Linked DNA regions of Homo sapiens: region 2 is linked to region 1. The links are chromatin loops, found by intact Hi-C in ENCODE. Cell type or tissue: chondrocyte. All regions are shown on one strand. Links, peaks and the distances in the headings refer to the core of each region. The heading gives the core; the rest is flanking DNA.

Region 1 (15,774 bases), core at 4,720-12,719:
ATGAGTAAGCTATTGTAAAGGCTTTTTCTCATACTCTTTTCTAGGTCAAATTTATGCCTCTTCTCCTTGGCAATAAGAAACACTACTGTACTGATCTTTTCTCCTCTCTGCTACTAAATCCTAAAGCTGTGGTACAAAAAGTCCTGGCCCTTGTATTAACCATGTTTGTTTGTTTGTTTGTTTGTTTGTTTGTTGTCAGTGCTTTATGATGCTTTGACATTTTGGAGCCTGTGGACCAGGGAAGGGACTGCCCCTCTGAGAACTGGCTAATTCCTAGAGGTCACAAACTACTTGCCTGGTCTGAATACCCTTCAATTAGGCTCCTCCAATCAGGGACACTGCCCCCAGCCCTACATACCCCAGGTGCCAGCCAACTAGGGACCACTCCTACAGCCCAGAGCCCTCCAAAAAATTATTCAGATGATCCAATCCTAAACTTGCTCAGCTTGCCTACCCTGCCTAGCCATTCCTTCCCGGGAAAACCATAACAAAGGGTCTGGCCCATGCTTTCCCTGGCTCCCTCTGCCTCCTGACCTACCCCCAGTGCTTCCTGTGTGGTGCGGCTTGCCCACCCTCTTGGAACTGTGAGTAACACAATTTTCAACAACAATCTTATCCTGCTTGTTGATAATAAAACCTACATTTTAAAAGTCTTCCCTTTTCAACCTTTCTGAGCCACTGTGACTCAATACTAATTCTCGCTCTTCACCAAAAAAGAGACTCTCAGGCTGGGGGTGGAGGAAAGAAAGCAAAAAACATTTAGAAATTCTCAACTCCTTTAAGTACTTTAGGGGGAACTGGCCATGGTAATAGCATTGTTTTTTGCTTTTCTTTTTCATTTATTCAAATGATCAAGGAAGGTCAGTGATAGTGCGCAGACATGCAGGAGTACATGAAGAGACGTGTTCTCCATTCTAAAAGAAATGGGCGCCCCATCAACCCATTGCTTTAAACCTCTTCAACATTACAGAAAGGACAGGTTCCTCTGGAGACTCTGAGGTTCCCCATACTCTTCAACATTACGGAAAGGACAGCCTCCTCTGGCAACTGCGGTTCCCCATACTCTTCAGCATTACAGAAAGGACAGGTTCCTCTGGCGACTGCAGTTCCCCATACTCTTCAACATTACGGAAAGGACAGGTTCCTCTGGAGACTGCGGTTCCCCATACTCTTCAACATTACGGAAAGGACAGTTTCCTCTGGAGACTGCGGTTTCCCATACTCTTCAACATTACAGAAAGGATAGGTTCCTCTGGAGACTCTGAGGTTCCCCATACTCTTCAACATTACGGAAAGGACAGCTTTCTCTGGAGACTGCGGTTCCCCATACTCTTCAACATTACGGAAAGGACAGTTTCCTCTGGAGACTGCGGTTTCCCATACTCTTCAACATTACAGAAAGGACAGGTTCCTCTGGAGACTCTGAGGTTCCCCATACTCTTCAACATTACGGAAAGGACAGCCTCCTCTGGCAACTGCGGTTCCCCATACTCTTCAGCATTACAGAAAGGACAGGTTCCTCTGGCGACTGCGGTTCCCCATACTCTTCAACATTACGGAAAGGACAGGTTCCTCTGGAGACTCTGAGGTTCCCCATACTCTTCAACATTACGGAAAGGACAGGTTCCTCTGGAGACTGCGGTTCCCCATACTCTTCAACATTACGGAAAGGACAGGTTCCTCTGGAGACTGCGGTTCCCCATACTCTTCAACATTACGGAAAGGACAGGTTCCTCTGGAGACTCTGCGGTTCCCCATACTCTTCAACATTACGGAAAGGACAGGTTCCTCTGGTGACTCTGCGGTTCCCCATACTCTTCAACATTACGGAAAGGACAGGTTCCTCTGGTGACTCTGCGGTTCCCCATACTCTTCAACATTACGGAAAGGACAGGTTCCTCTGGTGACTCTGCGGTTCCCCATACTCTTCAACATTACGGAAAGGACAGGTTCCTCTGGTGACTCTGCGGTTCCCCATACTCTTCAACATTACGGAAAGGACAGGTTCCTCTGGAGACTCTGCGGTTCCCCATACTCTTCAACATTACGGAAAGGACAGGTTCCTCTGGTGACTCTGCGGTTCCCCATACTCTTCAACATTACGGAAAGGATAGGTTCCTCTGGTGACTCTGCGGTTCCCCATACTCTTCAACATTACGGAAAGGACAGGTTCCTCTGGAGACTGTGGTTTCCCATACTCTTCAGCATTACGGAAAGGACAGGTTCCTCGGGAGACTCTGCGGTTCCCCATACTCTTCAACATTACGGAAAGGACAGGTTCCTCTGGTGACTCTGCGGTTCCCCATACTCTTCAACATTACGGAAAGGACAGGTTCCTCTGGAGACTGCGGTTCCCCATACTCTTCAACATTACAGAAAGGACAGGTTCCTCTGAAGACTCTGCGGTTCCCCATACTCTTCAACATTACGGAAAGGACAGCTTTCTCTGGAGACTGCGGTTCCCCATACTCTTCAACATTACGGAAAGGACAGCTTTCTCTGGAGACTCTGCGGTTCCCCATACTCTTCAACATTACGGAAAGGACAGCTTTCTCTGGAGACTGCGGTTTCCCATACTCTTCAACATTACGGAAAGGACAGCTTTCTCTGGAGACTGCGGTTCCCCATACTCTTCAGCATTACGGAAAGGACAGGTTCCTCTGGAGACTCTGCGGTTCCCCATACTCTTCAACATTACGGAAAGGACAGGTTCCCCTGGCGACTCTGTGGTTTCCCATATTACACTTTATAGGGATTTTGACCCCTTCATTAGTGGGTTGAAGTTTTTGTGTTTAGTGCACAGTTAGCATTTGAGGTGGTATATGTAGGAATAAACATGGCTCTTGCCTTTATTTAAAATATTTTTCAATATAAAATCAGAAACAATACCAATTACATTAGGACACAACTAGCCATCAATCAACAGATAATATATCTTAGATATTAAGCAAACATTGATGACTTATTTTATCCAGGTACTTAATTTTTTTTTGAGATGGAGTCTGCCTCCTGGGTTCAAGCGATTCTCCTGCCTCAGCCTCCTGAGTAGCTGGGATAACAGGCGTGCACCACCATGCCTGACTAATTTTTGTATTTTTAGTAGAGATGGGGTTTCACCATGTTGGTCGGGCTGGTCTAAAATTCCTGACCTTGTGATCCGCTTGCCTCGGCCTCCCAAAGTGCTGGGATTACAGGCATGAGCCACTGCGCCCAGCCTTATCCAAGTACTTTTCTATGTTCTTGCCATGCAATAACTTTTAATCCTCAGAACTCTCCTATGAGGATGGCTCATTAAATACTTTGTCCAATACTCCACAACCAATAACTATCACAGCAGGAATCACACCTAGGCAGTTTGCATCAGGGGCTGTGCTTATAATCTCTCACACACACACACACACACACACACACACACTCTTCACGTTGTCACTCACATATGAAAAGGGTCCCCCAAAAGAACTGTTTTCCCCAAAGTGCCTCCCTCCCTGACCAGTTCTTCAGTGTGACCGTGAGCACGCAATGAGAGATGCTAACTGGCACGAAGGACATGACCAACAGTTTTTAATCAGTGCAAAGTGGATTGACCAATATGGGGTAAAGAACACTGGTGTCATTAACAGCACACTTTTGCCAGACAAATCAACTTGTTCAGCCATGGAGAGGGAGAAAAGACACTTAACCAAGAGTCAGAAGGCAGAAATTCAAATCCTAACTATATGATTTATTCAGGTCCCTTTAATTTCTATCAGTTTTCTCATCTTAAAATAGGAATAATAACTAATGTCACAGGAATCCTGTAAGGATTAAATGGAATCATGTGTACCAAAGATCTCTGCAAACTTTAAAGGCCAAAATAAAAGTAACCTAGTATTGCTACCATTCATGCATCAAAAACCAACTGTAAGTGAATTCGTGGGCCAGGTGCGTCATTAGCTGCGCTGACACGCCAGAGACTGGGTGAGCAACCTTCTAGGAGAATGGTCCTCAATTGTTTTAGGATAGAAAGTATTTTAATTAGAAAAAATAGAGAAACATTCTAAGATTTGTGCTGCATAACTTAAGAAAGATGAAAGCAGCAGGCAGAGAGGGCTGACACAATATAGTAACAGTACACAATCGTGATTACCTCCCAGAACCAGGGCATGGGGCTCCAGGGCAACAGGGGGAAGTGCTTCTTTAAAGCCACAGCACTGCACTACATAACACGGTGGGAAAATTCCAAACACTGATGATGGGCCGTAGTCAGGACAGCCAAAGATTAAGCTGAATTTTATTCTAAACAAACTACTGCTTTATTTTCTTGCCTCTTAATTTTTAGCATATTAACTCCAATCCCAGAAATGTTTCAGTTACACTCCAAAAGCATAATGTTCTTGCTTACATAACTTCAAACATCTATAGAGTTAAAGAATTCCTGGTGATGTAAAAAGTCAAATATACATATAATTTTAATTATATGTATATTAAAAAAACTAGAAGAACATAAAGTAAGTGTATATTACAGCTGTTGGGGTGGAAGGACAACATTTGGACTTGACAGAAAAATCACAACGGTGAACACACTAAGTTCCTAGCCATAAAGAAATATACATCTTCTATAAGTTAATAAATAAAAGATAAGAAATTTGAAAGCCAAACAGGAAGTCTGCAAATATATTCAAAATGTCAAAATACAAATAACTTTATTATATAAACAGCTCACAAAAATCAATCCAGAAAACACCAAGAGCTTCAAAAAAAAATTGAGAAGGTATAAGCTTACAGTTCACAAGAGAGGAGATGCAACCAACCAACGAACATAAAGACAAAACCCAACCTCAGAGAAACATCAACTAAAAGAGGTTCCACCGCTGGCCTATTAACAACACAAGATATTTAAGATGATCTCGAAGGCTCATAGTTGTCGGCTGAATCTGTACACAGCTCCCACGGATCGCTGGCAGCAGCACAACTGTTCCAATACTCTGAAAAATAATTCGGCCACGTGTCAAAGCCTTAGACATGCTTCCACAGTTTGACTCAAAATGTATTCTTGAAAAGTGAACAATGACTAAAATAATTCAAACCATGGGGATTGCTATTAGGCATGAAGATTCCCATAACTGCAAAAATGTATTACAGCAAGACGGGGAAAAAACGGAAACATCCACCAAAACATCCAGTAAAATGTAAAGGTTCAGTCAAGGAAACTATGCAGCCAGTGAAACATTATGAAAAACATGCGAAACCAAGAGAATACTTACAACAAATTAGCGAAATAGAAAGACATACGAATAAATAAATAGGCAGATAGGTATGAACAGACAGATGTACAGAAAAAGTTCCTAGAAGGAAGTATTCTAAAATGCCAAATGGTTTATTAACAAGGGTAGGATTATCAGAGATTCAATAGCTTGTCAAAAATCACAGCTATTAAGTGAAAGAGGTGGGATTCAAAACCAGACCCTTGCTCTATGCTATACTCCGGATGACTATTTTTTTTTTTATTTATTATGGAAATCTTAAACATACATAAGAGAGACTAGCATAAGGAACCTCCAAGTTCCCATCACCCAGCTTCAACATTCTGTGTCTTGTTTTAGCTGCCTCTCCCCTTCAACATACTTTCATGTTGTTTGTTGAGGGAGCTCTTTAAAGCATTGTATCATTTCATCCATAAATGACTTAGTTTGTACCTCTACAAATGACATTGCACCCAGCCCCAGGTCAATTTTTTCATATGGTCTAAAAGTTATTTTGCAGTTGATGTGTTAGAATCAGGACCCAATCAATGTTTCCATTTAAAAAAGAAGAACAAAAGCTACCTTTATACAAACAAGGGCCTATGCTTATATGAATACAGAGAAAGGGCTAGAAGGATGCACACCAGGGGTCAATTATCCTGAGAATGAGATTGGAGAAGGGTGGAGGGGCCAGGGAAATTGTGCCTTTAAATATTTTTACATTGCCTTCCCTGTGGCAATAAGCATGTATATACATGTTTTAGAAACGTAGGTAGGCCTTAGACCACACAGAATAGCCCACTTCCAGAGCCCTGCAGGGCAGCTGCTGGCTGGAGATCCAGGCAGCAGAGGGTCTCCTTAAGAACGCTGACCACATGAGGCTTCCTCTTGGCAGCTCTGAGTTATATGCATTTTTTTGGGCTGGGGGTGGTGCTCATTTCTCCTGTAAATTAACTATCTTAAGAAAGTGATTATAACAAATGATAGTATCCTTTACATTAAAGAAAAAGGGATGAAAAAAAGTTACTGTGCCAAGCTCTCTGCCAGCAATCTTCAGTGGGCTTGCCTGGGCTTGTCATCATATTCTTTCTTCACTCTAGTGTCTAGTCCAGTGCCAGACACTCAGTGAAACGGTGGCCGGGCTGACCAGATCTGGGGATGCACGGGCTCTTCTTTCATCTCCTCAACAACAGCAGCAGAGACCTCAAAAGGCTGTGTGAAATTCCTGCCATAAGAAGCTATAAGATGCGGCTTCTGAGAGGGGTGTCAGCTAGATTTGTTTCACAGGACAGATGCCATTCCTTGATTCTGTACTGTGTGCCATGCACTGTCTTTTAAACCAATAAATCTGGTCACAAGAGCAACTGCCAAAACCACTATAAAACCTGAGTGCCCTAATTACATCCTAAAAGGTCACAATCAACCTGTGACAGCTCCTCCTGATCTTCAATACAATTCATGCTAAGGAAAACAATCAGATAAATCCAAATTAACCAAACATCTAAGCAGAACAACTCCTTTTCTATCGGTCACCTCTGGGTGACAAGAGGTCCAGTTCAAATCTGACCTTTAACTGAAAGGTCCAAGAGGTGAAAAGTTTGATATTCTATTACTGCTTCCACACAGAATTACACGAAAACCAGAAATTCTAATTTGTAGGTGCAGATCTTTAATGCTGTGTCTCCTTTCTCCCCCCACCAAAGAAGTATTTTAAATGTTTAAACCAAAATGAGTTTTGCCCCTAATAAATTTTAAAATATTACTAAGATATTTATAATGAAAGTTACCAGAGAAACTTGTTTTTCAACTATCCTTTAGTCCTATAAAAACTAGGCCAAAACTCATTTAAGCTTGATTTTTCCATTTAAAAAATCCAGCCATAAAAGAGAATGGGATAGTACTGAGAATATATAAAACAATTCTAACTTTTCAGTTCTAATGAAAAGTGCAAATAAAGGTAGTAATCTTTTTCTTAAAGATAACCTTGTTTTCACAGAAATGCACTTGGAAATAGGGTTTTTAAAGTGCTGTCAAGGTACTGTGGTTCTACAGATACTTTGCTTCTCTGCCCTTGCAAGAGAATCAACTGCTCTGGAGGATAATTCCCCCTTTAGTTACCAGAGAGCAAAACCCTGGTCCTTTTCCTGCTCACTGCTAACTCCTGGAGGATTTTGCCCAGTAAAAGCTAAGGTAGAAATGGAGGGAATCTGTTCAGTCAGGATTTATTCATTTAGAGTTCTACATCGAATTTTAAACAACCAATTAGCACCGGCATTGGTGAAACTCCAGAAGGGCTGGGAACAGGAACCTGCATGACACAGCACTGCAGAAAAGTGCTGGTGACTAACAGCCAGTCACACATAGGGCACTTCTATCCAACACAAGCCTTGACCATTCCGCAGTTCCTATTAAATATTTCCCAGTTTCTTTTTTTTTTTTTTTTTTGAGACGGAGTCTCGCTCTGTCACCCATGCTGGAGTGCAGTGGCAGGATCTGGGGTCACTGCAAGCTCTGCCTTCCGGGTTCATGCCATTCTCCTGCCTCAGCCTCCCGAATAGCTGGGACTACAGGCAACCACTACCACGCCCGGCTAATTTTTTTGTATTTTTAGTAGAGACAGGGTTTCTCTGTGTTAGCCAGGATGGTCTAGATCTCCTGACCTCGTGATCTGCCCGCCTTGGCCTCTCAAAGTGCTGGGATTACAGGTGTGAGCCACCGCGCCCGGCCCCGAGTTTCTAAAATACAAGTTCATTTCCACACATGATTACTTAACTATAACCATCATTTATCAGTATTTTTTCCTCTCTCTCTCTCTCCAAAGAATTTTCACTTCCTAGGTAAAAGTCATACAGTAATGACTAACAATATTATGCATATATTATGTCATAATTGACATAAAAGGCCACATATATGATTCCACTTATATGAAAGTTCAGAATAAGTAAATCCATGGATGCAGAAAGTGGGAAAGGATTGATAATGGATTCAGGGTTTTCTCCGGGTGTGATGAAACTGTTCTGGACTTAGATAATGGTGATGGTTGTACAACTTTGTGAATAACTGTGCTTCAGAATTCCTCTGAGCATTAGTTTAACATCATTAGCACCATAAACACAGAACCCCAAAAAACTGAACACAAAAAGAAATACAGGATGGTATCATTTTTTAAAAAGTGCCCAACATGACTAAATTCCTGAAGTCTGATTCCAGATCAGTTGAGGCAAAGGTACACCAGGGCGAGGAGTGAAAAGGTACCAGGAGGGTAGGAGAAAGCTTTACCCTCGCAGTGATGGAAACAGAGCTCAGGTACTGAAACCCAGGGTGAAGAGTAGCAAATAAAGCAGCAGAACAACTCCAAGCTAAACAGACTGACCTTGCGGGAAGATGTGAGTGGCCTAGACTTTCTAATCCTTGACAAACATCAACACCACCAACTCCATTCCAGCAAGACTGCCAGGAAGACATGAAAATAAAGAAGCTAAACAATGCAAAATCCCAAGTGATATCAAGAGTCTACATATGTTTATTCAAATAACAAAATACTTGACCATCTCAACAATAATGTTCAGGAATGAGAGAGGAACAAAATCAAGAAAATATTACTAAGCTATTCATAATGAAAGGATTGGATAAAAAGATATTCTCCTAAATTTATACTACTACATAAAAACAAAGTTTCATTTGTCTCGACTTGTCAAATCTTTAGGATGAAATAAACCAATATCACCGCTGACAAATATAATAACTATGGTAAACAGGCATGCCAAAATCAATGCAGAGTTTCAGAAAAGGTCAAGAAACCAACCGTCAGCTTAAATTGGTTAATTTCATTAAAACTGTTAAACATGACAGGATGTCGCTAACTCCCAGGTTCTTTTATATGAGCAAAGTTGGATTAATTTGACCCAAATTTTGTATAATAGCTTTTCCAATTTCCAAAAATACATCAACTTTGTCACTGATCTTACAAATTCTGCTTTCCTTCTCTAGCTCTATCTCAAAAGAAGCTTCTCGAAGGCCATAAATCTTGACATAGTGAAAGCAAAATAATCACAGCACTCAACAGTGCCGTTAACATTTCTGAGCCGTGAGGGATTAAGCAGGCAGATGCTATGGAAAGTGCCTGTCAGGAAAGGACAGCCCAGAGTTCAGAACGCACCGCAGCTGCGAAGGATTGAAGCTGCTAGCTATGGAATCAAGCTCAGGAGAAACTCTGGGCACAATTCCGGCATCCGAAATAAATTAAAGTAAACAGTGTTGCTCTCTCTCTCATCCACCCTGTTAGCAGCCTCTCGGCTGAGCGGGAGACCACACACTCGGACCACACAGCGCCAGCTGAACTCCCTCGCACGCAACATCTACAAGCTGTCACTCTGCAGCAGCCCAGAGAGGGAGAAGGATGAGGTTAGGGAGGGGGAGACAGGACCGCAGGAAGAGGGGGAGGGGAGACAGGAGAGTCTTCCCTATGTGCAGCTGGAGAGAGTGATGTGTGGTTTAGAGAAGGGGGAGGGGTGGAATCCATAAACCTCCCTGAGAAAACAAGCTGGTCATGGCCTTGTGTAGTCTTGACCTGTACTCCCCCATACCAATTTAGTAGCTGATGAAGGATTAACAAAGCATCCATTTAACATCAATTAACCTCCTATCCATCACAGGTCAAAAGAGAAAATTACTATTACAAAAGCATTTCACTAAAATCAAGACAAAAGGCCACATTTTCTTACAATTTATACTGTACACTTAAGTAAATACATTTTCCTTATAGATATACTATATTAATTTTAAACCATCTGCCTCTTTTCCTTTAATGAAGCATACAGGGATGGATTTAAAGTGTTTTCTGCAACAGAAGTCAGAAAATTTTAATTCTATAATTTTCCCATATTTAATTTCTCAAATTAAAACTGTGGCACAATTTTAATTTTCCAAAATATTTACTACTAGAAAAAAAGACAGTAAGTTGTCATTTTTCACAGAACTTCAGACTAAAAATACACAGAAAAAGTTAGCAGTAATAATATAAAGAAAAAAATCAGAAATGAAACCACAACTGAAAGTAGTTTTAGAATCATAAAAGCAGTACTTTTTACTATTTAGTAATGAAGAGTTTCGCTGATTTCAACAGCAGACAAGAAATCTGAACAAAATGAGTGATCACGGTCTCACCTTGTCATGCTCCCAGATGTTCTTCTCAGCTAGAGAAGGCCAGGAACCAGAAAAATACAGAAGTTCTGACTCACTGAAGACTAGGATAACCTCTACTCAACAGGCCACGGAAGGCCTCATGATGTGAAAACACTATTTCGCTAACAGATCAGACTATAGAAAGGTGATTTTCCCCACAATCATTTGAAAACACACACACACACACACACACACAACCCTCCCAAACGTCCACCCTTCCCCATATATGCCTCAACCTGGCAGCACTGGCATCACCAGGGAACAAATCAAGCAGAATCTCAGTAGCCTTAGCTGTCCAGAACCACTTTGGGTCCAGAGGACCCCAGAAGAATCCTGTTGCAGAGCTGCCTAGTGAGTTTCAACAGTAAAATTAGGCTCAGCCAACTCTCAGGGCACCATAAAATATAATCAAAGTAGAGAATTCACCAAATCTTTCTAGAGTCAGGCCCAACCTAACCTAAGACAGACTTGTCCCTGCTGGGCTGGGTTGGGCTGGACCCAAAGGGATTGCCCAGAGATATTGGGGAAAGGGTTCGGGAAAATGGTGATTTTCTTCCCCAGTTCTCTATAAACACAGACTCCACACTTCCTGAGTGAGATCAAGTGCAAGTTACATTAGCACTGCCACAAATTCTACCATATAACAGCACACAGTGGGACAAGTCTCAGAGACAGGGTCATGAACTCTGTAATCCAGTTTTCCAAATTAATCCTCTTGCTCCTCCTGCTCCATCCCCAAATCATAGTTAACAAAAATACAAGCATGCACAGATCTGAAAGAACTCATAGGGGCCAAATTGTATAGAGTTACGGCCTGATAAGGGCAGAAGACTCGCTGGGTCTCAGAAGGGCCATTTGCAGAAGGGGAGGACTGAACAGGTAAGAAGTAATGTATCCTGCTTTCCTGGACCTCTTTTTTTTTTTTTTTTTTTTTTTTGAGACGGAGTCTTGCTCTGTCGCCAGGTTGGACTGAACAGGTAAGAAGTAATGTATTAATGTATCCTGCTTTCCTGGACCTCTTTTTTTTTTTTTTGAGACGGAGTTTTACTCTGTCACTAGGCTGAAGTGCAGTGGGGCTCACTGCAACCTCCGACTCCTTGGTTCAAGCGATTCTCCTGCCTCAGCCTCCCAAGTAGCTGGGATTACAGGCATGCGCCACCATGCCCAGCTAATTTTTTTGTATTTTTAGTAGAGACGGGGTTTCATCATATTGGCCAGGATGGTCTCAAACTCCTGACCTCATGATTCGCCCTCCTCGGCCTCCCAAAGTGCTGGGATTACAGGTGTGAGCCGCCGCGCCCGGCCTCCTGGACCTCTTTTTATACTTCTTTTCCTTCTCTACCTCTACAAACAAAAAAATACATGAACTACTATCTATGGTTTCAAATGAAAGCATATTTGTTTATATTTTAATTCTTTTGGGAAAATAATCCAATAATTTAAACCATATAACTGATAAATGACACTTGATTTTTATTTATTTATTTTAGGAATGGGAATAAAGGCCTTCCCTCCCTCTACAATGTTTGGAGGTGAGAGATTAAGGGGACGAGAATGTGCATGAGATGACTAGGAAGGAATACTGGAAGCCAGACAAGTATATAGGGAATGCCTGACAACTTAGCTCTCAGAGCCCCCATAAAAGAGATCTGTTATATATATACCGGATTACTCAGCTGTTCTCATAAAACAAGCACTGGATTCTATCTTAATTGGAAAAGTTACTTAGAGGTCTGCTTTATTCCCCCAGGAACCATAAAGCCCTCTGCCTTAGCATGCCATGTCTCCTCCTAGAGGACAAGGACTGTCACTATGTTGCACAGGGAAAGGCTGCAGGTCTAAAGGTGACTGGACTTCCAACCGATGCCACTGGACATTGATGACATGTCAAAAATGAACCAGGCCAGTGCAAATTCATCCCCCTCCATCCACCCCCAACAAATAAATGAAGACAAAAACTTCAAAGAAGATACACTACTTAATAGGAAAACAAAAGAGTTTCATACAAGAGCACAGCATTATTTATTCACAAATCTATTGCCAGTAGTACCCAATGCCCTACTACTCTTATTAGATCTATATGCATAGATAAAAACAGTAAGTCTTAGTATTTTAGGAAGTATAGTTTTTCAGAAAAAAAGATGTCAGGGTTTTATTTTCCCAGAAAGACAGATCACCTGAACAAGATTGAAGAAGTCATTATCAAATAATATTCTTTTTTTTTTTTTTTTTTTTTTTGAGACAGGGTCTCACTCAGTCACCCAGGCTGCTGGAGTGCAGTGGTGCAATCATAGCTCACTGCAGCCTCAGGTGATCCAGGCTCAAGTGATCCTCCCACTTCAGCCTCCTGAGTAACTGGGACCACAGACATGTACCACCACACTCGGCTAACTTTTTTCTAATTTTTGTAGAAAAGGGGCCTCATTATGTTGCCCAGGCTGGTCTCAAACTCCTGGGCTCAAGCTATCCTTCCACCTCGGCCTCTCAAAGTGCTGGGATTACAGGCACTGAGCCACTGAACTTATCCTCAAATAATATTTATTTGTATCTTTACCTAGTCCGTCAAGATGATTTGCGATACAATGACTAGTCACCCAGATCCTCAAAAGATGACAGTATTGGACTCCTATACCCCAGAAAAACAGAAAAACTAGGGCTGTGAAAAGGAAACATCCTTGGATTTATTCAGTCAAATAAATGTTTATTATACACTTGCTATGTCCCAGGCATTACCCTGAAGAAATGACAGGAACAAGATTTTGTGACCAGAAGCTCAAGAATGACTTTGGCCTTCAGGAGAGTGATCGTAGCTGAAACCAGACAGCACTGGGATGGGTGAGAAGTTGGCTACAAACAACTATTTTAAGAAATGTGGCAGGAAAGTGAAAAAGAGAGGAATTTTAAAAGGGCAATGTGAAATCAAGGGAGGATTCTAGTTTTTTCTGTTTTACTTTATTCTTGTCTGTCTCTAAGCATGTATAAAGGCCAACAGAAGGAAGGCTTTAGTAAGACATGAACACCTGAGTGAAGTCCTCACAAAGGCGGGGTAGATGGGATCCACAGCCCAGGTAGGAGATTGGTCTTAGCATAAATACAACCTCTTCCACTGTGACTGGGGAGGAGGAACAGTTTTTGGCAGGAAGCCCCTGCGATTCTCCACTTACATCTCTTTCATTTATGATGTAGGTGGCAAGACCGCTTGCTAAGAGTGTGTGTAAATGATGTGAAAGGATGAAAGGTTCGAAAAGCGTGAAAATGCTGAAAAGTACATTCTGCAGAGATAAGAAGCGGGTACTGATGAGGAAAATTCTGGAAGATTCCTTGATGGCCCAGCTGAGCTGGTGACCATGGATTTATAGGGGCACAGATCTGGATACTGTGATTTTCCCCAGCTGGCCCCAGCAACTCAGGTCAAGCATTACAGGAGGCAGAGAGTTGAGACTGCCCAAGGCTGAGAAGCTGCCAGGCAGATGCTACAGAACAACAACGATACAACTGAGCACACTGGCATGACAGTGACTGAAGATCACAGAAGCGCCTGATAGATGCAGTGGGGGTGAGTGAGACTGAGAAAGTTGAGGGACTATAAGCAAACAGTGGGAGGCCTGCACTTTGGATTTCAGAAGTGGACCAGTTCCAACACTGAGGCAGTTCGGTGTTACTCTTCCAGCCCCCAGCACTACTTCTCTGGCAACAGTCGGATCCTCCTCCAGACAGCCCTACTTTCTCCTTCTGTCCTTTCTGGTTACTGTTAGCTTCCCTTTGCTCCTCACCACTCCTTGTATATTCCCTAATCCCCTCTGCACCTTTCTTCATTTGAGCTATCTGGCATGACTTCTGATTCCTGCTGAGACATACATCATTATCATTCACATGGGGTTTTCATTAAAATTAAACTAAAGCCAAACATGGCCTTTTGTCTCGTTTTGTCTTTTGCTAAAATTATAATACAATGAAAGTTAAATCATATGCCCTCCAAAATCACAAACCTTTAAAATGAGAAAAGGCCTTTAAAAATTCATCCATGCTTACAAATGAAACGAAGGGGCAGCCTTGTGCAAAGTGGCACTGTTAGCAAGCAGTAAAGGGAAAAAAGCCTTCAACGCTGCACTTGTCACTGAGTGCTTAAGATGTGCCGGGCACTAGTCTTGAAGCTCTCTGGATCCACCCTGAGCAGCTCACCTTCTCCTAAGCTGAAATCCAGTCTTCCCCAGTCCTGTGTCCAGTGTTCGTTCCATTATTGGCACCAAGATTTACTGTGGAAAATATTACATAGAAAAACTGATAAACCCAAAAACAAAAATAAAGCAAACTGGATGATGTATTTTTAATCTGAAATGCTACCAAGGGAATTAAGGTAAAGGATGTTCAGGAAGCTTTTGAGCTGGCCTAATAAAACTTTCCAGGAAAAACAAACAACAAAAAAGAACTGTCTAACAAATCAGTTCCAAACTCTTCTGCCTGTCAGTCAAGGCACTCCACCCATAATCCAAAATGCACTCACTTACCAGCCCCTGGGCCTTTGCTCCTGGTATGCAGCCCAGGTGTTCACACGCCTTCCTTCATCAAGCTCTTATCATCAAAGCTTCCCAATTACTCTAGCCCCAACGGATCCTTCCTACCTCTGAGCTTCTGCTGGACTTACACTCAATACTACAGAGTTTAGTTCTTAGCTATTCTTTAATTGAGAGGGCAAAAATACCCCTTATGAATCCAGGCTAATATTATTTGATTTTTAATATATGTGTCAGGCATACAGTAAGACTGGAAGATACAAAAATAATTAAAACTAATCCCGATCCAGAATGAGCTTAGTCTTTTACTGGTGTATGTAAACACCATTAATAATATTGTCCCTAACACAACACAAGTGCTATAAGACAAGTGCTAGGTGGTTATAGGATTCACTGAGTTGGAAAATTTCAAGGCAGGAAGGATTTCAGAGATAATCTAACTGCATGTATTCTCTGAATACACAAAAAAGGAAACAGTCCAAAGCATCTAAGCAACTCAGCCAGTACTATGAAGCAGACCAGATTAGACCAAGGACCAGTGTATAGTTGCTTTGACGCCTAAGCCAAAAATACCTTTTGACTCTGTGATTTTCAAATTGAGATCAGCCAGGCACAGTGGGTCACACCTATAGTCCCAGCACTGGGAAGCTGAGGCCAGCGCATCACTTGCATTCAGGAGTTCAAGACCAGCCTGGGCAACGTAGGAAGACCTCACCTCCACAAATAATTTTTAAAATGAGCCGAACCCGGTGGCACGCACCTATAGTCCCAGCTACTTGGGAGGCTGAGGTAGAAGGATTTCTGGAATCATGGCGCTCAAGGCTGCAGTGTGTTGTGACTGTGCCACTGCACTC
Region 2 (15,774 bases), core at 4,682-12,681, 57 kb before region 1:
CCTCCCATACACAGATGGCACAGTGACAGCTACCTGCGTGCATACGTGGGCGCCTGTGCGATAAGGGCTGAAGAGACTGGTATCCTATCATCAGCCTTTCCAAAGTGAACACACAATGGGTTGCATTTATAGAATTAGTCACATATGTAAGATATTGGTGGTTGTGCATTGGGATTTAATTTCGTATCAGCCCTGGAGTGTGGACATCACAGAGAGTTAAAGTAGTCTCCCATTTCACACATGTAAGATGGGTTAACAAAAGCCTCAGAGATAAATTTTTAAAGTACCAAGTCTTCAAAGAGATGCCAGCCTACTCTGCAACAAATATTTATAGCACATTTGAGATCTCTACTTTGATAAAAACAGACCGAGTGTCACACCCTGTAAACACCCTGCAGGCAGTGCCGGGTTTCCATGGCGGAAGCTGCCAGCAGATGGCTCTGAGGATCGCCTTACCTGAGAGGGCATCCTGTGCTTCGAAGAATGTACTGAGACCGCCTTTCACATAGGCCAGGCTGCCCTCACTCTTCTTGTTAGCCTGTCTCTTTAGGTTGGTGACTGCCATTTTGAGCTGCTCAAAACTGAAATGAAATAAAGAAACCAAAGTTTGACACTTCTAACATGCAAGAAAGAAAAAATAATTCCTTCAGTGGAGAACACTAAATATGCTAAAACCGATGCTAAGTAGCACACAGATTAATATCATACGAAGCCAGATGAAATCAAAAAGCTTTCAAATTGTTGCGTAGATCTAAACCTTTTATTTATTATGAATGCCTAAATTACAACAGCTACAAGACTTTCGGAGCCCTCGATGGTAATTCCAAATACATTAGACCCCTAAGAAGTAAATGTGTAGATGTTTTTATAACCTATATATAATATATACAATTTACCAGATAAAGAGTTTTGAACATCCTGTACTAGGTAAGAAGACACAGATCATCCAGTGATAGACAACATTTCAAAGATGGAACTGCTTTGTACATTCACTGAAGCATTGTGGAACACTAAGCATAATGTTATACTTATCAGTATCCAGTCCTCTGTCCTTAGTCATAAAATTACATGAATCCTGTGGGTCGATTCACAACTTAAATAACTAGGAAGACCACAATATCTCATCTCAATATCTAAAGCAGAGAAAACTAAAGACAGGCCTCTGTATTTCAGAAGTTTTATGTCCATTTGAGCTAAGAAAATCCGGCTATAAAACTTTAAACGTATTCTTGATAGACCTACACAAGAAACAGAGCTCAATTCTGACTTATAATAATAGAAATTCTACATCTGTAATGTAAAATCAGAATCATCTTCTACAATGAAAAAATTCATCTTGGACATTTGCTTTAAAAAGCAATCAGGTTAAATTTACCCTATGTATTAAAATGCCAACCTTTCCTCATCTTGGACATTTGCTTTAAAAAGCAATCAGGTTAAATTTATCCTGTGTATTAAAATGCCAACTTTTCCTGATGTTTTCTAGTAATGCTTTTCACCCTAATAAATGAATGAAACATTTATATTAAGGTATATTTTAACACACTAATTTATCAATAATTTAAGTTTTAAGCAATAAACCATTGATTTATCCAAACATTTTTTGCTGAATATAATTATTTTAAATCAATCTTGCAAATAAGCTACAAACTTGCTCTTGTACAGAGTAAAATGTAATTAGAAGACAGAAGGGAACCTTCAAATTGGATATATGACCTTGTCTACTTTTTTGCTAATTTTAAGCCAGGTCCTTACATGATGATAAACCAACTCATCTTCCTTTGCCCTATGGTCAGAGAAGGCAGTGTGTTCCATGTTTTACCCCAGAACTTAAAATTTTTATGTTATTTGAGTAGGGAGAGATCACATTCATACATGTCAGTTTAAGTCCCCAGCTAAGGCTCCATAAATTTTTAATAACCTGCATCAATAATGAAATATATTGAACATAAAATGACAGTAGGAAATGAGAGACCTCTAAAGAATCATCCCATTGCACAAACAGGGAAACAGACACCCTGAGATGTTCACGGGTAAACGCAAAGTCAAAGAGCTCGCAGACCTAAAACCATGTAACTGTATGCAGAGCCAGACCTAAAACTCGAGTTACCGTGTAATTCCATCTTTAGCATCTGAGTGAAACCCTTCACAGTTGACAGTCCCATATCCACTAACCTGGTGTTTGAGTGATTCTCTATAAGATACCAGGCTGCTGAGAAATTCTCACTTGTAAAATCAGCACTCATTCCATGGAATAGCATTTCTAAGTCCTTCTGCGAAAATTTACTTCTGAGGGGAAAAAACGTTTAAAATATATTTCAATGGTTATTATGACAAAAATGGAAAAGGTATCACTAAGTATCCAGTATAACACATATGAATACTAACCATTACAACAATACATATTAATCATACATTACCCAGAACATGTTTGTATATATGTACAAAATATATTTCCCACATCATGGCTGATTTTTCTATCACTTAAACTTTGATTTTATATAGAAAAGATAGGAAACTAGTTGAAATACAGAAATTACATCAATAAAAGAATATAAGGTTTAAAGAGGATTAAGACATCTGGCTGAGTTGACAGTTTTATTAAACCTATCAAAATATGACATCAATCCCCATTCAATGTATAAAAATCAAAATTTGAATACAGTGAAATTCTAAAATATTAAATCACTTTGTTAAAATGATTTTTGTTAAAACCTAGATGAAAGTTGTTTTAAGACATACTAAGAAATCATCAAAGTACTAATAAAACCACATCTAATCACAAAGCACTCACATTTGCGTCCATGTCTAGAATGACTTTAAGAAAAGCTTGTGATAACAACAGGGTATATACATAATCTGCTGCTCCCTCATCTTGCCTACATGTTTAAGACTGACTTCTGGATCAATTCATTTATATATTCGTTCGACTATTAATCAAGTATCGACAATAGATCAGGTTCCATGCTGGGATGCCAGATGTACCCACCGAGGCTCACAACGTGGCAGCCTTTGCTGGCGCCCCCTGCCCCATTTGCAGGATGAAATCCAAGCATGTCTATGAACTGAATCTGCTTGTCCCTCAGGGCTCATTTCTGCCACTCTAGGCATGAAACCTGACGCTTCGGCAGCCTCAAAGGGACTATACTGTCTCGCATGTTGGTCTCCACCATCTTGGGGTTTACTTTGTTCGTCTGATTTGCCGCCCCCTCTAAGATGTGTCCCCTACCCCAAAACACTGGACAAGCCCAACTCATAAGGTATAAACCAGACACAGATCATTTGATAGGGTAGTATCTCTTTAACAGTTACGCAGTGGGGAAAACACTCCTACCCCAAAAGAATTTTAATGTGGGTAGGTCCGATGACTTTGGTATTCTCTGGGAGAGTCTTGCTGTCTCCTCATTACAAACACAGCCTCAATTCAGAAATTAGGCAGCTTAGTTCGTGATCCACACTCCAACTTCACCCAAAGGTAACATTTTTTTCTTCCCTCTTCCCAGCCAAGGTCAATAGTTAATAGGCTGCTTACTCGTTTGGGGGAAAAATGGCAGCTCTCTCGTAGAGGTTAAGGGTGGGATGGACAGAGAGACAAGAATGGAATGTCCTTCGGGGCCTGTGCCTGGTACTGCCATAGGTGGTCTGTGCTCTCTGCCTGCCAGGTATTCGAACCTACTTGAGTCTTGGGGGCATTTTCACGGGTTCCCTAAAGGGCTCTGGAGGACTCCTCCAGCCATGACTCATGGATGCATCTGCTTCCTATTGCCACTCCTCAGCCTCCAGTGGTCTCAGTCTTACCGCAGACACTCCCTGCTGGAGCCCCTCCACGTTCAGGTGACCAGTGCCCATAGGCACAACTTCCAATGGCCTGGAGCCCACTCTCTCTAGCAAGGTGCTTGCACACCTGGACATGGAGAACACCCCTAAAATGCAGCCACCTCTACTGTCCATGCAGGCTCTGTGTCTCACAGCTGCAGGGAACACTGTCACCTGGAGGTCCCACTCACCAGGCCTCAGTGAAGACGGTCACATGCTCTGCATCCTCCCACTTCATGGCCTACCCCAGCTCTCCCCACAGATATCTCTGCACAAACCCTCCTTGCCTCTCTACACATCCTCTCCCTCTGTGGTCCCTAGAAGAACAGGGAATGTGAGCTGCAAAACCAGATCTCGAGGAGTTCCTCTATCAACCCTGCACAGCGAGACGCCACTCACTCCAAAGTCTAATGCCTACTGCGTGAGCATCTCAGCCAGGACAGGGCGTCCCATTCACATTCGGTAACACTGTCCTTCTTCACTATGTTCCTTTTTTGACTGGGTGGGGGATGCCTTGCTTAGAATGATGATAACAGAAAAGAAGACAGATGAGATTTTGGGAGGTGGCACCACTTCCACCGAGACTGAGTCGATCGTGCATCTTTTCTCACTAGCTTCACGAGTTAAAAGATTTATAGTCTGAATCCTCCCGATACATGCATGTGGCATTCATTACTTGCTGGTCCTTTTCACCGGTCAGCAGTCTCTGGGAGGGAGGTGGAGAACTTTGAGTTTTTAGAAGTTTATTTTGGTTTGGATTCTTCATGCTGGTTCTCATACTTTACTTAGTAAGAAAATCCTTTCACCTTTGGAAGTTTTTCTCACTTTATTTATCTGCACCCCATGCCTCCAAGTTAGAGCTTTGGGGGAATATAGAGACTGAGTGGAGGCTTAGGCTAAGCTGTGACATGCTGAACCCCGGCTAAGTGACCCAGAAGTGCCTCCTTCTGCAGTCCTGCTCTAACCGGCAGGCAGCATCTGCCTGGAGCACTGTGTGAGGGATCACGGGCTTTGTCTCAACTCAGCTAGAAAGAATGACATGACCAATTAGTAAGGCGTGTCATCGCGGGCAGAAGTCATGGTGGCTGCAGACCATGTTTCTGTCGACCTTCCTTCTAGACACGGCCATTCAATGTGGTGTCTCACACTTCACTTGGTCAGAGAGTTAAATGGTCTGAACAGAATCAAAATGCGCTACTGGTATCAACTAAGTTCCTACTAACAACAGTCTTCACACCTGATTTAAGTACAAGACATCCTCATCCAGCAGGGATCAAGTCCAAGTAACCTAAGGACACAGCTGAGAAAAAAGAAACGAAAGAAGGCTGAGAAGTCAAACAGCTTCTGTGCCCCTCCCCCACGCCCATGGTGCTGCGCTGTGCCTCGGTGTTTCTCTGCCCATAATCGAACAGGGAATGAACGGCAGTTGCTAGCGTTAAGAGCTGATGATGTGAAGAAAGGATCTGTGACACAATGGTAGCAAGTAACGCAAGAAAGTATAAAATGCAGACACAAAACTCAAAAATACAGCAGCTGCATGCCCTGGAGAAACGGCTAAGAACACACAGTCCCCATGGGTCTGGCAGCTACGTCATACTCCACGTGTTTAGCCAAAATAAAAAATGTTTTAAAAAACAGAATGTACACAGCACATACAGAAAAGGCTCTGTCCTAAACAGTTACAATGCTTAAATTGGTGGTACTGATGGTACTGAACAATGTAAACCAGCAGCTCAGAGCTTTCCATTCTGTACTCCATTTTTAAAATTCCCCTGATACTTAAACTCTGGTAACATCTCACTTACAATGCATTACTAAATTGTTATTTTTACAAATCTAAACTGCTCTCAGTTATATCATAACATAAAGGCCTGATGTCTAGTGGAGGGCTCCAGGAGAGGGACTGTTAAGATTTTAAGAAACTCTCCTACCCCCAGGAGTCCCTCCCTCCCTCATCCTCAGAAGGAGCAGGGATGGGTCTAGCCAGTCCCTAGCAGTGGGGCCCCTGGCCAGAAAGCAGTGGGTCTGGTGAGGTCCCCACTGGCCCTGCACTCCCAGCTCTTCAGCCATGAACATCCCGTGCACCACAGGCCGCTGGGAGGACACGGGTGGCAGAGCCTGAGACTTGGCTTCTGCATTGGAGTGAGCAGGGAGGCCCAAGCCCCTGGAGCTGGATTCTGAGATTCGAGCCCCACCCACCCGCCAGCACCCCTACCCGGATGCGTCGTTCCTTCAGGCCCCTGAACTGGGCCAGGTACAATTTGAAAAGCACTACATCTCTTGGTCAAAATACCACCTCCCCTAAGACGGAGCTGATTATTCTGAGAGTTCTTACTGAAGACATTAAAACTCTTTCACTGATCTTAATTGGAAGACATGTATTGAGACTTATAGCAGAAATCAGCCTTACAAGAACAAGACAGACATTATTTTCAAGATGGTGAAATTCTAACACAGATGTCAAATAATCTTCCCCAAATCACACCATTAAGGCCAGGACTAACCTTGCCCGGACACACAGAGCCTGTTTCTAGTGGACACTGTTGGCTATGACCCACCAATCACCCTGGACCCTCTCTGCTGAAACACAGCCCCCCAATTGCCCCTTAACTGGGGAGAGATCAACCACCATAAGCCAACCGCGCTTGTCATATTCCCCCTGCTCTTGATTGGATAAACTTGTTTTTGAACAGTGATGTCGGAGGAAGGTCTGTTGGAGCACATCTGGGAAAGGTCTCCATACTTTCAAGAAGGGAAACCAAGAAGAGACACCATCTTTCTGCCTGAGAACATCATTATGTCCAGTTTCAACCACAATTGCTAAGGAAATGTGTTTTATGCTAAGGGCAACAGAACAGCCAGCAAACCCAGGCTCCTCACATCTTGGTGACATGACTGACTCAACCAACCTTTGGAGTCTGCCATCAATGAATATTGTATATTATGAAAAAGTAGATTTTATTTTTGTTTAAATCAATCTTAATTGCAGGTGAAGGCATCCTGATTCCATATTCTATTGCAAAATATATGCCTAAATATACTGATCTTTTATGCAAACACCTCAAAAATGTGAAATAAATGAGTTAGAAAAAACAAAAAATGAATACCAATGCCAGAGTCCATGAAGCTCCATGGGTAACACAGCTGCAAAAGTACAGGTGGCTCATCTCAGTATTCCCAACGGGAAGCAGCAGTAATAAGCAGTGGCTAAGAGCACAGGCTCTGGGTTCAATCTCGATGTTTGCTCAATCCACCTGTATAATCTCGAGAAGTTATTCCATTATGAATGGATCACCATACCTTCCTCTTAGGAATGTTTTGAAGATCAGAGTAGATAATGCTTGTGGAAGCCTAGCAGTTTCTGACACATGATAAATGCTCAAAAATGTTATTTGCTATTATTTTTATTATTTATACTTATTTATATCTTACAGACTAATTTCCTAAGTATTATTTGATTCCCATGACAATAACTGAGTTAAATATTTCCATGTTCCAGATGAGGAAATGGCCTCTGAGAGGTTATATGTAAACAGTCGAGATTTGAACCTGGTACTTCTACTGTCAAACAGAGAACCAGAGGGTTTTAGGTGGGAAATACGATCACAACTACAAATCCGTAAAGATGACAATGCAGGAGAGTGCGAAAGGGGAGCTGCTTTCAAATGAAGAGAATTGCTAATGCCCTTAATAACAGTAACAGGAAAGGAAGAGGTAGTATATCAACACAGCTAATGAAGCACGGAGTAAAAACTCTTACGTTTGTTCAGAATAACTGGATTTCGGATTCTACATTTCCAAGTGAAGTCCCGGCTCAGACACATCAGAAAAAGCAACATACGCTCTGAGTACTTCAAACCAAGCCTGCATTTTAAATCCACTAGCACAGAGTTAGGACTGAAAGTGACAGAGACCCTACTGTGTAAACTCACGAAATGTTTTCATCGAGGAATCGAAACACACAGTTTCAGTCACGGACAATTCCTGCCACCCTGAACAGATATGTTTTCCATTAGATGGCAGTGTAAGGTCAGATTTAAACCTTCTAAAAAACAGCTAGCCCCAAGCCAGGAGAAGACACAGGCCTGTGGACTGAGCGAAGAGACACAAACAGGCACGTTCTTCACACTTCAGCACTTGCTTTCCAGTATGAGGACTCTCTGCAGCAATGACCCATGCAGCATGCAAATCAATGGGCCTCCTTCTGAGACAGCCCCAGCCACCCCACACACAGTGAGGCCTGGCTGCAGCGGTGTTATTCCGCGCTTGCGGCAAAGAGAACACACTTTCTTGATTTGGCGGATGGAAGACGGAGGGGGGAGGCCAACAGTGAAAGTGGGCATTGCTAGTTCTTTGTGTGCATGCTACACATATCTCTCGTAGCTTTCAATTTTTACCAACATTGTTTACACTCTGTTGTATTACGTATTATAAGTTTGTTTCCGTTCTTTTTTTTTTTTTTTTTTTTTTGTCTGACCCAGTTTCTGGACTTGAAGGCGTTCTCATTGCCCATCTATTTTTACACAAGTTCTAAAGGTAAAGTCACCTAAGGCTCTTTTCTTCTGCACTCATATTAAGAATTAATTTGCCGTCAGTTTTCCTCTTTTAAAATACAGTCTTCTAAATGTGGTGGGAAAATTGAAATTGGTCTTTTCTTTCTGTTTGAAGCCAGGCCGATTCGAAGAAAATCAGGTTTGCATCGCCCATAACACCCATGTAGAAATAAAACAGACACTAGTGGTGCAACAACTGACTCTTCTAGACAGCCATTCCCAGGTAATAAGTCACAAAAACAGTTGAGATCATATAAAAACAGTACAAAGCTCCTGATTTCTGCCCCTGCGCCCATATACAGACCGTCTCCTACACATTACCCATAAATACCCTCTTGTTAGGCAATTGAGTATTGATTTCAAGAAACAAAGCCTAGCAAAGGTTCTTACTTAACATGAACCTGTTTTTACCTTCCTTTTTGGTTTAAATAGTTTGTCAGCATTACAACTGAAGTCATGCAAAGACCACATATATTTGTGACAACTGCCATCGTAAAGCAGAAATATAGACTTTTTACAAGCAAATCCTAGTCTCAATTCAAAGTGAAGTTATTTTTTCTGAGCAATTAGTAACATTTTTATAAGTATCATGACACTCTGTGTGCAAAAACATCAGTTAAAAATTTAGGAATATGAAGGGTCTTAACAGTCAAAGACAGCCAACAAATGCCACGTTGTTAAACTTGCAGGCTGAAAGAAAAAAGCATGCAGCCTGGGTCCACCGGTAAAATATTTATTAAACTCTGACTCACCCCAAAGAGCCACAAGGCAACCGTACTGTGTTACTCTCACTGGCTTTGCCATCTTCAGCTGAACCGGACACCACACGCAGGGCCCCTCACGTTCCCAGTGTGCACGCTAGACCGTCAGCTGTCGAGAATTTATCACCACAAACTGACTTCTCTCCTGAAGGCTGCCTCCCCACTGCAATCTGATAACTCACTAGGACCACAGCACTCACAAATTCTTCAAACCTTTTTTTTTTTGAGACAGACTCTCACTCTGTCACCCAGGTTGAAGTGCAGTGACCCGACCTCTGCTCACTGCAACTTCCACCTCCTGAGTTCAAGTGATTCTCCTGCCTCAGCCTCCCAAGTAGCTGAGATTACATGCGCCTGCCACCACGCCCAGCTAATTTTTTGTATTTTTAGTAGAGACGGGGTTTCACCACGTTGGCCAGGCTGGTCTCAAACTCCTGACCTCAAGTGATCCGCCCGCCTCGGCCTCTCAAAGTGCTGGGATTACAGGCGTGAGCCACCACGCCCGGCCGCAAACTTTTTTAAGTATGTTTCCACAAACAAATAATACTAAAACCCTATTATTCCTTCAATACTGACATTTTCAAAAAGTAGGTGCTCTCTAGGTTTTTAATTATTTTTTTAAAAGCCCCAAATGACATTAATAAACAGAACTAAAAGACAGTAGGGATCCTGACCTGAGTACAATACCATCCTCTACCAAAGCCTTCATCTGAAAAATAGTAAGTAAATCAGCAAAATAAAACCCACATCAACATTCTACAGTCTGCCTTTCCTTCCTTTTATCTTTCTCTAAAACAAGATTTATCTAACAGAGGTCAAAGAATTCAGTAAGATAAACACAGCTTTCTTGACAGTATCCAAAAAAAAAAAAAAAAAAAAAGAAGCCTGGAAAAGCATTTTTCTGGCCAAAAGCATTATCTTCTCTTGGTTTCTACACCTATTCTTACTTTCATCTTTCATTTTCTTGCTTCCTGGAATCTCTACATCTAGCCTCTCTTTCTTTTGAAAGTCTTTTGCCAAACACTTTCAGACGGACAGAAGGATGACTGGATGTCTGTTCACGGCCTAAAGGGCCCTCCCCGTGTTCCCTGATGCTACAGGATCCGCGCCTTTCTCTGATCATTGGCTATTCTGAGTCTCTATTAGAAAGACAGAGCTGGCTTGTGGAGGGCTAATGGCGATGCCAGGGATTCCTGTCCACAGAAATGCACATCAGGTGAGGATACCACTGGCTCCTCCGAGACGGAGTGACGGTCTTGCATCTTTCGGCATTTCTCATTGCGTATGTCTCCCCTCTGGACTTTCCTTTGGGCTGGATTTAACATCTTATTGGTTCTTTCCTTAATTATGAGTTAAATAAAAGCTCTGACATCTATTTATTTTATATTTGTATAAGAATCATGATTTTCCCTTTTTCAAAAATTATCCTTTAATATTTTACTTTATCCCATGGCTGAGCAAATATTTCTGAAACTTAAGTAACAATCTGTACAGTAACATCAAAATCTGTTAATTTTATTCCCACTGAAGTACTTATTGGATAAATGTACATAATGTTATTTTAAAATTTTAAAACACTTTAGTACCCTGGAATCTTAAGTCATTAAACAAAAACTTTTCCTATGTGGCAGAACAATGAATAGTATATATCCAAGAAGAGCAAAGAATCCTGTAAGGATGAACACTTGTGAGGCACTTGCTATGCTCCAAGTTGTTTACCTCCTCACTTCCTGATTCCTCGCATCGACCCTAAGGAACAGGTACTGCATTGTACACCTGAGGAAACTGAGGCAAAAGGAATCTAAGTAACTTACTCAATGTCATATTGCTAGTAAGTGGCACAGCCCAAGTTCAAATTGAGAGAGTTTTGCCCCACACAAAATCAAACTACCTCTCAGAGAAGAAAAGAACATTTTAAGAAAGCTAAGTACTTTCAGTGCCATTATTCTTCACTGCCATTACCAATCTCATCAAATAATTAACCTGACACTTATTAGGAACACTGCTGTTAGACGCAGTTCAGGCCAAACCACACTGTGGGCAGCAGCAACAGGAATAATAAAGAGATTCAAAGGCTGAGAAGGTGTGGGGAGGTAGAGAGAACAGGGGTGGGGGTAAACACCAAAACAGAAGTTGAAGAAATCACGTTTATGATAGTAAACGTCTGAATGAACCCTAACTGATAATTTTGTCCAAGTCTCATACTAAATATATTTTGTATATCTCCATATTCCTTTTGCCCATGTATAAAACTGGCTCTTGGTTATGAAGAGCAGCTCAGAGGGCCTCCTGCTCCACACTTCTCAGGCAGGTTGGAAAGAGACTGGCTTTCCAGAGCCTTGAAGCACCCATAAGGGGCTTACTATCAACTGCAAGTCTATTCATGCTTAAAACTGTGCTCAAATAAATACCCAACTGTTACCATTATTTTCTAAACCTTCTCAATCTTTGAACTCTTAATTTTGGAGGCACTGGAATCCTTAAACGGCTCTAGAATGACCCATACTGCAAAAATGTTTCAAAGATGTTACCTAGAACAGTCAAAGCTCACGTGAAGCTGCTAAGCCCCAGACTTTTTCAACACGTGCTACTTTCCCAAGACAAACATGCTACTTCCCCTCAGCCAGGGGCAAACCCCAGCAGGTGAAAATGAAACTAATGATCTTCAAGAGTAGGCTTGAAGATTATATATAGAGAGATTATTGGAGAATTTTCCCCATTCCTAGAAAACCCTAAACTAAAACCATGGTTAAAGTATTAACAGTGCTAATTTGTCACTTTTGGTAAGAGTTTACAGAGCAATACTCAGTATACAATTCCATAAGCAGAAGCACTAAGGCCAGAAGATAAATTAGCTGCGATTAACACATTAGGTGAATTGTTTAAGTAGAAAGGCACTAATTATAAAAGTTACTAAAACACTGTACTAGGAATTCAGAAAAAAACTCTAGATTCAGTTATAAGGCATCTTGAAAGATATCATTTACCTGGCAGAATTCTGATGATTAAAGTTAAATAAGTCTGGATTAAGCAAGAATGAGTAGACATTATAGACAAAATTAAAGACCAGATTAGACCTGGCTATTCTAAAATACTTCTAGAAAAATCAAAAAAACAGATTATGTATGCTATTTTGACTTCAGGTGCCATCTACCTATTTAAACTTAACCATCTCTAGACAACATACTAAAGACTTTTCTTTTTCACAAAATGCAAAATCAAAAAACTGAAGAGGTAAAAGTAGTTTTAGCCACAAGTTTTAACTAACTGCAAAGTTTACTTGCAGCATAGCTAACAAGGCTTCATAAATAACACCCATCTCCAAACAACTGAGGTGTCTTCAACTGTGTTTCCTGGGATGTTTCTGGAGTTTGAGTCCCTTTCCTGTAAGTATATAAAACTTTTCAGGAACTGAAAAATAAAGAAGACTGAAAGCAAGATGGTACTCACTTTTCAATCTCAATGCCAAGCGGGTTAGCAGGACGTAAGGACAAGGGCGGAATTCCTTTGTTCCTGTCAGTGCGCATATCATAATAATTCATTTCATCAACCCACACAGCAGACTGATCCAAAATGCCTACAGAAATGAGGAGCATATGCTTAATAAGATGAAGCCTACCCCAGGCACCTTCTACGTCTGGCCTATTGTCTGACTTCTTAAAGACCTAATACAAAATGCCTGTTGGATAATCTTTAAGAGATTTGAGGACATAACAGCTAAATTTTTAAAAAATGACTAGTAGTTTAATTATAAGCACTAAAAAAATTTATAAAAAGGCAAAAATTACACCTCTCAGCTTATGGTTTCATTGTACATTACTCAACAGAGAAGACAAATTAAGCTGCTTAGACAAAGTTTTGCAATAACAAACATATTTTACAAATAATAAACACTACAATTAAACATTGTTAAATGTAGCTGATTAAATCTGCACAAAAAATTCAGAAAGTCAGTAAGATGAAATAATATGACCTATAATATCTGTTTATTCAAGAGAATATTCTGAAATCATGTAAACTCTTGGAAAATGTCTGGGAAATATCCAAGCACAAAACATTCGAGTAAAATGTTAGCTCAGTGGAAAGCTTCTGGTTTATGATAAATGCCGAAAAACCATTATGCATATATGATTTTATATTTAATACTGTGAGTTTCTGCTTCTGGGTTCCATAAGCTACCTAAGGACATTTCACTACAAATGAAAACCAAATGTTTTTTAAATGGTTCTTGAAAGCTCTCAAGAAATATCTTTTATTTTCTTTTCCTCTACAAACTCTGGCATGTTTTCATGAATAGTTATGCAAAAATAATATGCTACTTGCTATTTCTCATTCTTTTTGCTGTTATCAGTGCTGGAAATGTCCTAGATGGTAGAAACAGCAGGGATTTTTTTCCGTATTAGGCTGAAATCAATTTGGTAAATTCAATAAAATATCTAACGATTAAATCAAACACCTTTCAAGGAACGCATGGCTTGTATAATGGAAATAACCAGGTTATTCAGGGAAAACTGACTGGGTGTGGACCCTGTGAACAAGACAACATAAGCTCTAAAAACAGCATCTTCCTTTATGGGACTGAACTCCGTTATCATTCAACCTAGCACAGGGCTTACCAGCTAGGCCTCCAAGGCCCTGGGCTGCAACAGAAAAAGAGCCAAGTGCCAGGGAGCACAGACAAAGCGTGCCTGCCTCCCCAGGCGAGGATCAGAAGGCTTCATGGGAGAAGGCTGTCTGAATACCAGGCAACCTGTAGCTGCAAGGCCCTCTATGAACCCACTCATTCTCTCAGCACTCGTGGTTCTGCCAGCATGCAACAGGGGCTTCTGCTCAAGTCCAGGCACTCTTGAGTTCAGTTCAAGAAAGCTTTACTGGCCGGGTGCAGTAGCTCACACCTGTAATCCCAGCACTTTGGGAGGCCGAGGTGGGCGAATCACAAGGTCCGGAGTTCGAGACCAGCCTGACCAACATGGTGAAACCCCATCTCTACTAAAAATACAAAAATTAGCTGGGCATGGTGGCACGCACCTGTAATCCCGGCTACTGCAGAGGCTGAGGCAGGAGAATTGCTTGAACCTGGGAGGCGGAGGTTGCAGTAAGCCAAGATTGAGATCGCGCCATTGCACTCCAGCATGGGCGACAGAGCAAGACTCTGTCTCAAAACAAAAAGAAAAAAAAAAAGAAACCTTTACTAAGCCTACTATGTGCTAGGTCCTGGAATGAGTATTCCAGAATAATAAAATTACCACTTTTGCCTAAGTTTTCTTTATCTGCTATATAAATAGATCATAAGATATTAGATTTTTATCAAAATGTTTAAGTCCCTCTAGAAAACTGTACAACAAGTTCCTGCTTTAGTTTCAGTTTAGTTTTTGAAGACACTAAATAAAAAGAGTAAACAAAAATAGAAATGTTATATATGTATATATGTACACATGCACGTACATGTACATATATAAAGTCCACTCTGAATTTTCCCTGAAATTCCTTGAATTTTTATTTATAAAAATAATCTAGGAATTTGTGGAGAACAATGCTGCAGAAAGCCTCTATGCTCTAAGATTAAAAAAACAATTTGCAAAATTATTTATTTTCTTTATAAAGAGAAGTACTGGCTGGGTTTAATTACGCCTCTGATATTCCTACATTATACAAATATTTATCAAATGCTGACCAGGTGCAAGACATTACAGGACCACAAAGATGAATCTGACATTACTCTTATTCTAAAAAGGGAAAGAGACATGCACAGAAATAGCTACAAGAAAGATCATCAGAAATTATTAATTTGCTGGGTAAGGGACTATGCTAAGCACTTTACATTTATGTTCTAACTCACCCAATCCTATGAGGTAGCCAATATATTCCACTTTTGCTCATGGATAAAGAAGGTATTAAAGTTACATACTCAGTCATGGTAAGAGAGTCCAGGTTAGAATTCAAAGAGCATGACTTCTCAGACCAAGTTCCTAACGCTGCTAACGTAAGGCAGCAAGTTCCTAACACTGCTAACGGAAGGCAGCAAGTGGTCAGCGCATAAAGAAGGAAAACAAAGTGCTATGTGGTTCAAAGAAGAGTGAGTATTACTAACAGGGGCGTTAAAAGCAGCCAAGCTAGGAAATGTATCATCTGGGCCTTGAAGGATGGATAAAATGAAGGAAAAGGGAATATTATTTAGATATATTATTACTAATTTGGCCAAATCAGGATTTTTCACCTCAAACCTTGTTTAAGAGTTTAAAGCAATGTCATTATATTCAAGATCAAGGAACCAAAACTGGTATATCAAGTGAACGAACAGATTTTAAGAACTGAGAAGAGTAGTTCTCATACGACCGTCATCCTTAGGCTTCACTGACTGTTACCTCAGCACACTGCCTTCCCGAAAGTAACACAAATATTAACCAACATCCCAATCCTGTCAAAATAAACATAAACTAAATCTAAGTTGAGATATGCAAGTAGGTAGGTTTTACACGAATCTACCAGCTTTACAGCTTAAAAGACAAACTCATTTTTACTTTCTTCTTTAGAATAAACCCATGAAAGACTTTACCTATTTTCTCAGGTTTGAGTAGCTTGAAAGAGACTGTTGAGGTTCCTCTGCCACCTGACTTAGTGGTGACAATAATGTCTCCTTTGTC

What was found. Hi-C counts contacts between places; a loop is a spot of excess contacts. Peaks named below come from ENCODE experiments on the same cell type or tissue, not always from the same donor. Only the 100,000 strongest peaks of a DNase experiment are listed, where the experiment ranks them.
Region 2: it touches region 1 in a loop (2.5-fold over the local background); 12 of 110 quality-filtered maps call a loop at or near these places.

What each region holds. Positions count from the first base shown.
Region 1 is chr6:674,551-690,324 of GRCh38, forward strand. The region is part of intron 1 of EXOC2 (exocyst complex component 2); the gene reads right to left. Among named protein-coding and RNA genes, the nearest start is that of EXOC2, 11 kb to the right of the region's middle. RefSeq lists enhancers at 9,401-9,480, 10,240-10,319. In chondrocyte, for the core only: CTCF peaks have their summits at 12,195 and 12,394; a DNase peak (open chromatin) is centred at 9,545.
Region 2 is chr6:617,255-633,028 of GRCh38, forward strand. It overlaps EXOC2 (exocyst complex component 2), which reads right to left. Exons shown (of 28, transcript NM_018303.6): 3 at 15,687-15,774; 4 at 12,581-12,707; 5 at 2,176-2,289; 6 at 457-581. Among named protein-coding and RNA genes, the nearest start is that of HUS1B, 32 kb to the right of the region's middle. In chondrocyte, for the core only: CTCF peaks have their summits at 7,811 (motif pointing right) and 8,021; no DNase peak of the experiment used is centred there.